Regions from separate parts of the Mus musculus genome. Here all the other regions are linked to region 3. Evidence: chromatin loops called from intact Hi-C (ENCODE). Cell type or tissue: left cerebral cortex. All regions are shown on one strand.

Region 1 (2,500 bases), 130 kb after region 3:
TGTTTTTTATGTTTAAGTTCTAACTCTTCTAAAAATTAACATATATGTCATATTTATACAGAAAACAAGCCAATTGGTTTTTAAATTGCTAGATTGAAAACATTCATGTCAAATTAGTACCAGACACTCCTCTAAAGTAGTTGAGAATATATAACTCAATTACGCTCCTCAAACAGCCAACACAAATGCATCCCCACTGTACTTGCCTTTACTGCTATCTAGGGACTGGAATAGCCAGAGCTGAAACACACCAGACTGGCCATGGTTCTGAAGGTTGGTGGACAGAGCAGCTACAAAAGGTCATGGACACACAGGCTTGGGATGGAAGGCCTCATGCACCTGGCATGAAAAGGAGGGGAGGGGTACTCTGTAAACAGAACAGGAGTCATTTGGTGACTCAAATAGTTGGGAATATGACTACTCAGCAAACCACTCCTGAAAGATCCAAAGTCCCTTTCACGTGTCTCAGCCACTGCGGAGATTTTCCTTTAATTCCTTCCTTCAACGGTTCGCTTCTTTTTGCTCTGCCAGAACTGTCCATGGTAAGGTTTAGATGATGAATCACTCTGTTTAAGAGTGATTACATCAGCACTTTTCCCAGGTTCAACTCAGACCAATTATCAGCACAATTTATACCCCGGGGTTTCTAAAGTCAGACTCGATTCTCATCAACATTAGGAAATATTCAAGATTCCCAAAATAAGCTCTACAGACTCACTCAAGTGCAACTATTTTCTATACCAAGTGTCTAAATTTACAGCGCCAATAATAGTGCCACAACCACACTGTTCGTGCTACCATTAGATGTCTCTTCCTATGTGGGTATGCAGAATACATCCTCCTCCCTGCAGCCTCTCTTGGAAAATGTGTGAGCACAGAAAGCAATCGACTCTGTCTTCTTACCATTGTTGCCAAAAACAAACCCTTACCCATCTTTCCTGGATAGCAGTATTGAGAAATGTGGTTCCAAACAATCTAATTAAGTGCCAGCAAGATGGTTCAGTGGGTAAGGAAACTTGCCACCAAGCCTGGCAACCAGCATTTGGTCACCCAAAACTACATAGTGGAAGGTGAGAAGTGATTCCCAAAAGTTGTCCTCTGATTTCCACACATGTGCGTGCAAAAAAGCACACATCCACGCATACACATGCGAGCACACATGCGAGCACACTCATACACACATGCACATGTACACATAAAATAAAAATTAAATGAATATTTAAAAACATAAGCAATTTATTTAAAAGGAGCAATAGAGATAAGAACAAAAAATTATGTATAAGACTGTTCTTTCTTTTAAAAGAAGTAACATTCTTCACAGAGATACTACTCTACAGATTTTGATGGAACTCTGGTTGTAATAAGAGAAATGTCAACAAGAGTCTACAATAAACTTTTCTTCTTGTCTGCTATATTTCTGTTCTGAGTCAAGGGTCCAAAATTAGTGACAGTGATTCTCAACTTCTGTGAAGTTAATTATATTCTCAGCAAAGAAGAAAAATATACAACAGGTTCTCCAACACTTCCCACTTTTCATCTAGAGTTTCACTGTTCTCAGACGATAGAATCTTCATTTGCCTCATACCACAGTTGGAATGTCTGCCCCCTCCAAAACTCATGCTAAATTTAAGTGCTACTGCACTGATATACTGGGAGATAGGACCTTTAGACAATGTTAAAGCCTAAGAGTTCTGCCATCAAGAATGCACGGATACTGTTAGAGCAAAAACCCAATGCCTTCCTCTCTTTTACCTCCTGCCACATGACCCATTCCATCATCAAGAAAAACAGCACCAGATATGGGCACCTTATGCTGGATTTCTTACCCCCACAACCGTAAGCTAATAAATCTCTGACCATTGTAAAGGAGCCAGCCCATGGTATTGGATTCAATCTTCACACAAAACACATTAAGGTATGTGTTTTATTTACCCAGAAGAGTCATGATGGCAACCAATAGAGTATGTTTACTTATCGGCAATGATATCAAAACTAAGCCCAAATCCACAGACCTTTTACAAAACCTAACCAATAAAGAAATGGCATAGGAAAGACAAGAGTCTAATATAAGTTCTCATGCTATTTCATTAAGTACCTTCTCAAAGATTCAATAGAGACTTGCTAGGTTCAATTTTCATAGATAATTAAACAGGACAGGCTACACTTTTTGCAACATTTTCAGAGTTGAGAATTGTAATTCATTATAGATATAAGCTTCATTCCAAATTACCTATAGTCATTAGACTATACAAAACAGAGAGAAAATAGATTAGTGTGAGCATGTGAACTGGCTAGGGATGTTAAATCCGTATTAAAGTCTACTACACGCAACACATGTAAGAGTGATGTCAAAAAAAAAAAAGTCAAAAACCATTCCTTTCCACACAATATAGCTTCACTAGAGTTTCATATGCAACAGTTCTTATTTTCTTACATTAAAATCCTATGTGCATCATTTCAAGTCATATGAAGGTAGCTTCAGTTCATTGGAGTGCACAAA
Region 2 (2,500 bases), 180 kb after region 3:
ACAGAGAATTTCTCTCCACCAAGTCCAGCCTGAAGCTTTCATCACTATCTTCCTGCAGATGAGGGGAAATAAGATTGCAGACGGTCTGCAGAATGCCTTCAAGCATTTATTGATAGGTCAGCAGATGGCTCTTCCAGTAAAGCTGCCTGCTGCCAAGCCTGAGTTCGAGCCTTGGGAGCCACACAGAGAACTGACTCGCAAACGTTGTCATCTGGCATCCATACCATATTGTGCCACAAGTGAAATAGTCTTAACACCCATGCAAGTTAGTGCATGTGCACACACACACACACACACACACACACACACACACACACAAACACACATATAGACACACACGCACACACCATTATCCAATGTACAGGTCATTTGATGTGCAGATCATGGGTGTTCTTGCCCATAAGTGTTCTAGGTAGGCGGTCCTTCCAGAAAACTCTACCATAAGGTCTTCTTCTGAAAACAGAAAGTCTACATTTTTGATTATTTTTCAATATGAAAAGCTCTTGTTCTCAGACCTAAAGTAAAAATTTTTTTTCCTACTTCTAGAAAGTGAAAAAGAGGATGCCCAAGGCAGCCTGATTCTTGTGTCTGTACGCCTCTGGCACGAGTGGAGCTACTTCCCCTCACACATCTGACAGACCTATCCTACAGATCAGATCGTTTGTGGGGTATAGCAATGGCACCCAGCAAATGAAAGAAATTTTACTCTATGACATCAAAATTAAGGAGCATGCCTAAAACAAAGAAAGAGAGAACGAAGGAGAGAGAGAGATTAGAAAAGAAAAAAGAAAGAAATGTATCACACAAAAACGGGGGCTGGAGAAGGACACAAGAGTGTGCTGGGAACAGGGAAGTCAAGTGGCCAAAACCAAATATTTTTGGCTCTGGTGAAAGGCTACTCTGTTCATTTACCCGGATGCCCCAAACAAAAGCAGCTGCCCATTTCTCTGTTTCAGTTTCCTGAATCTAGCTGGATCACCGACTGGCATCCATTGTCCCTGGCTCACAGAACAATGTCCACTAGCATAAATCCATCCGTTCTGGTGCACTTCCAAAGAGGTAGAAAAGAACGCAAAACTGTCCGTCCACATCCACTGACTGAGCACTGTGCAGCCATCCTGGGCAGACCTGCACATAGGAGGCAGCCAGTACCTCTGTACTGACACAGACTCTCTGGGGTCCAGAGACACACGGCACACACAGCATGTCAATACACTGAGCTTGATGCTCAGTTTGTACCTGTGTCTCCTAACATCTGAAAGCACTTGGTAAACTCTGTAGCCACAAGCTGGCTCTTAGAGACCTTCCAGGACACTAACAAAATGTGAAGTGCAGAGACCAAAGCCATTAACTGTGGGGAGCTGAGCTGTGTTTCTAGGTCCCAGCAAGCAGGACCATCAGTCCCTTGCATTTGGGGCACGCCTCGGAGGATGGCAGCTGCTAACTTAGGGGGGGAAAAGTGCACGGTGGAGGAGGTAAGAGGGTTATTTTTAAGAAAGAGCACAATCTAAGTTTTCTCTCCACACCCACTCCACGCCACCTCCTCATCCCTTGTCTCTCCTCCCTCCTGTTCTTCCACACCACTCCTGTCTCTTCCCAGCCTCCCTCTCCCCTATTGCTCAGCGTGCCACAATTACACACAGGTTTCTCTCCCTGTATCCCTAGCTGGGACACCAGTTCTGACACCACACTGGGAACAGGAGCCATGTAGAGCCCTGGGGCTGCTGAACTTAGGGGTGGATCTGAAGCTTCTGTGGTCGTCAAGGATATAAACATGTAAGGATCAAATGCATACCAACCTTTTAGATGCCCAATCTTGATGCCAGAAGTGATAAAAATGAAAAAAATAATCTTTATTCTAAACTAAACGAACCTGTCAACTATGTCATGTTCCCAACATGCCTAAATACTGGAAAACCTATGGAGGAGTCTCCTTAGAACTGTTTGGAAGATGCACCATTTGGGGATTCTTCACAATGACTTCTAAGCAGAGCTCTCTGATGTCTGTGTGCAATGGTAGCTGTCTTTTAAGTATATATGATGAAGTATGAGCCCTATAGATCAATGTCTTCCATCACCTACAGCCAACAGGCAATAGTACACATTTGGGAGTTGCCTACCCCAAAACAAGACAACCTTTTAGCAGCAGCTGAAATAATTAGGTATTTTCCAAAGTGGAACACTTAAAAGTCAGCATGAGATTTTACGTGTCAATGGAGGGAGGCAAGCCAGAGAGAGCCAGCAGGCCAGGGTAGAACTCGAGAAAATCAGCTGGATCCTCACTTAGAATGTGGTGGAGACTTAGAACTATGAAAGCAAGGCTTAAGTTTTCCCTCCTTAGTAATTTAAACTTCCCTCCTTGGTCATCTAAATATTCTTCAGTGAACGTGTATTGAACATCCCTTGGGTCTGGCACAGCCCTGGAGAGTTACGGTAAATAAACAAGACACACTTCACCCTTGCTTGCAGTCATGGAACTTAAGATCTAATGTTCACACAA
Region 3 (2,500 bases):
TATTCACACAGAGCAGTTAAGTAGGTATCTCTGCAAAACGACAGGAGATGAAGCCTAGAGAATGAATTTTCAGAGCTCCCAGGTGATTCTCCTGAGGTCCAAGTTTGAGGTACACCCATTGGACATCTCCCTTCCTCCTTCACAAGAGAGTAAGAGCTGGTTACTCGCACCACACATCCACAATGGGGGAAGGGTGGCTGCAGAGCCTTTGTTTTTAATCCCACAATGAGGCACTTCACCCTCTGTCCTGGACAAAGGAAGCACCCAAGATCAGCATGGTCATGCCCCCTGCTGTTATGCTTGTCATAAACAAGATTTCAGGTCACACTGGCAGCAGGAACTAAATAATCAGGGAAGTCAAACTATATCTCTGAGAAAAAAACCGTGAGCCCAGGACATCAGCAAGAGAGTTTGAACTCTCGGGGAATAGAATGAGGGGCAAGATAGAGACGCCTTCTGTTCTTTGAAGAGCTGTGAACATGTATGTGAAACACCCAATTCTAGTCTAACACTACACAAAAAAATCAATTCCAGATGTACAAAACAATTAAACGAGAACATAAAAGAGCTGAAGTATGTGGGGAAATATTTTTCTAATCTTTGGGAGGGGAAGCCTCTTTAAATATAGCGTGCAAACAAGAAACAAGGGCAGGGGAAGGCTTGAGTGCTAAAGTTAAAATCTGTACAGCCAGAGACGCCACACATACAGTTAAAAGACATAGTGGCATTAGAAAAACACTTAGTAAATCTTTGCCAAATAAGTAAAGGAAAACACCATTATTATACAGGGAGTTAAGAAGAGAAATTAAATGTCTCCAAAGGAGAATATAGCAAGAATACAAGCACAGGGAAGGATGGACGGTCGGTGTCAATGTGGACGAATACCCAGGCTCATTAAAACAACAGGAGTGAGAGCAAATCAAAGCAAGCCATTCTTTTTCAATACACAGCATAACGAAAGTGAGAATCTAGGGTGAAAAGGTGGGCAAGTGGGAACTCCTGCCCACTACTGGTAGAAATATGAATTAGGATAATCTTTGTGAGTATGATTTGAAATAAATAACAACTATAATCAATATATTGCACAATAATTTTGCTAGGGACTTACCTTAGGGAGAAAATTATAAACAATAAATATATAGTTGATGATCACAGTATTCTTTATAAAAGAGAAAAGTGGGACAAACTGAGAATATAAGTTTATTAAATAAATTATAGTGCATATATCATGTGATAGCCACTAGAATTATGTTAAAGAACCTATTAAAGTAGGAAATGCCCACAAAATATGAATATATAACCTCATTTACATAATATCCTACATGTTTATCTACCTGTGAATGTATATTTTGCAATATGTATGAAAAGATATAATGAAAATGTCATATTGGAGAAGCTATTTTCAAAATAGCCATAAGCTAAAAATGATACATTTTTACTTTAGCATCATTTGTGATGCCCTATCTTATCCAAATGGCTTTAATTTTCTGATCATCAAACAAACAAAGCTGACAAAATCTTTCTAATAAAAAAGTACCAATGACTTGACTTCTGTCAATTAAACTTAACTCAGAACTGATAAAGCAAGATTTGCATGTGGAGCCGTGTGTGTTCACTCATGCTATGTGCAGGTAAGTGGAGTGTGCGTGTGTTTATGTATATACACATGTGGGGGGGGCAAGGTTGTCATCAGGAGTCTTCATTGATTATCCACTACCTTATATATTGAGGAAACAACTCTCAACTGTGCCCAGACCTCACAAGTATAGTTACTCTAGCTAGCAAGCTTGCTCGAGGGATATCCTGTCTCTGCCCCCCAGATTGCCATCATTACAGGGGATCTGCCATGCCCTCCAGCATCTATGTGTGGGGATCAGCAGCTCTTGAGATCTCAACTGCAGCTCTCAACACTCTCAAGACACACACTTTAGCCACCGAGACATCTTCTTAGCCTGTGAAACATGTTTTGAAAGCTAACAGTTCCTTTCTAGACCCTTGTAAGCAAGATGGATTTCTTCCTCTGTCACTAAACAGGCTTGCTTTCTTGGGCTGACCAAAATATCTGCTTCGCATGTGGAAGCTACAATATGCTGCTATATGGGTTAATAAGTTTTTGTGTTTCCTACTTCTAAAGGAAAAGCATTTCAGTGCCAAAGAGCAACAGTCAGACAGCCCAATATTATTGTCTATTTCTCAGTAAATTATCAGTTCATGCCAATCCCACTGCTGCAAGCTATACATGACAGGCAGTGCAAAGAAGCACCTTTCTCACCGACACAGAAAGGACACTTTTCCAACTTGAGCAGATTGGTGAAAATCTCTCAGCACAGCAGAATGTTAAAATAAAGCCTCAAATTTGGAGATGCCAGCTAAAAATGTTCCTTATTATGAGACAAGTTCTCTTAAAATGTGCTCTGTTAGGCTCCATAAATATCACGAATTTCACAGAATGCTAAAAATCTTACTGCACTCTTTTGCTGAAAGGTTTGTGAAAATAGGA

Evidence for each region. A loop is a pair of places that touch in the nucleus more often than their neighbours do. Peaks named below come from ENCODE experiments on the same cell type or tissue, not always from the same donor. Only the 100,000 strongest peaks of a DNase experiment are listed, where the experiment ranks them.
Region 1: a loop joins it to region 3, with 2.5 times the contacts of the local background. A loop is called at or near these places in 2 of 42 quality-filtered maps.
Region 2: a loop joins it to region 3, with 2.6 times the contacts of the local background. A loop is called at or near these places in 2 of 42 quality-filtered maps.

Annotation. Positions count from the first base shown.
Region 1 is chr5:89,014,036-89,016,535 of GRCm38, reverse strand. The region is part of intron 3 of Slc4a4 (solute carrier family 4 (anion exchanger), member 4); the gene reads right to left. Among named protein-coding and RNA genes, the nearest start is that of Slc4a4, 130 kb to the right of the region's middle. In left cerebral cortex, no CTCF peak of the experiment used is centred here; DNase peaks (open chromatin) are centred at 585, 752 and 1,552.
Region 2 is chr5:88,958,217-88,960,716 of GRCm38, reverse strand. The region is part of intron 3 of Slc4a4 (solute carrier family 4 (anion exchanger), member 4); the gene reads right to left. Among named protein-coding and RNA genes, the nearest start is that of Slc4a4, 72 kb to the right of the region's middle. In left cerebral cortex, no CTCF peak of the experiment used is centred here; DNase peaks (open chromatin) are centred at 1,050 and 1,522; H3K27ac peaks cover 1,340 bases.
Region 3 is chr5:89,141,825-89,144,324 of GRCm38, reverse strand. All of the region lies in intron 13 of Slc4a4 (solute carrier family 4 (anion exchanger), member 4), which reads right to left. Among named protein-coding and RNA genes, the nearest start is that of Gm35855, 83 kb to the left of the region's middle. In left cerebral cortex, a CTCF peak has its summit at 1,019; a DNase peak (open chromatin) is centred at 2,377; H3K27ac peaks cover 723 bases.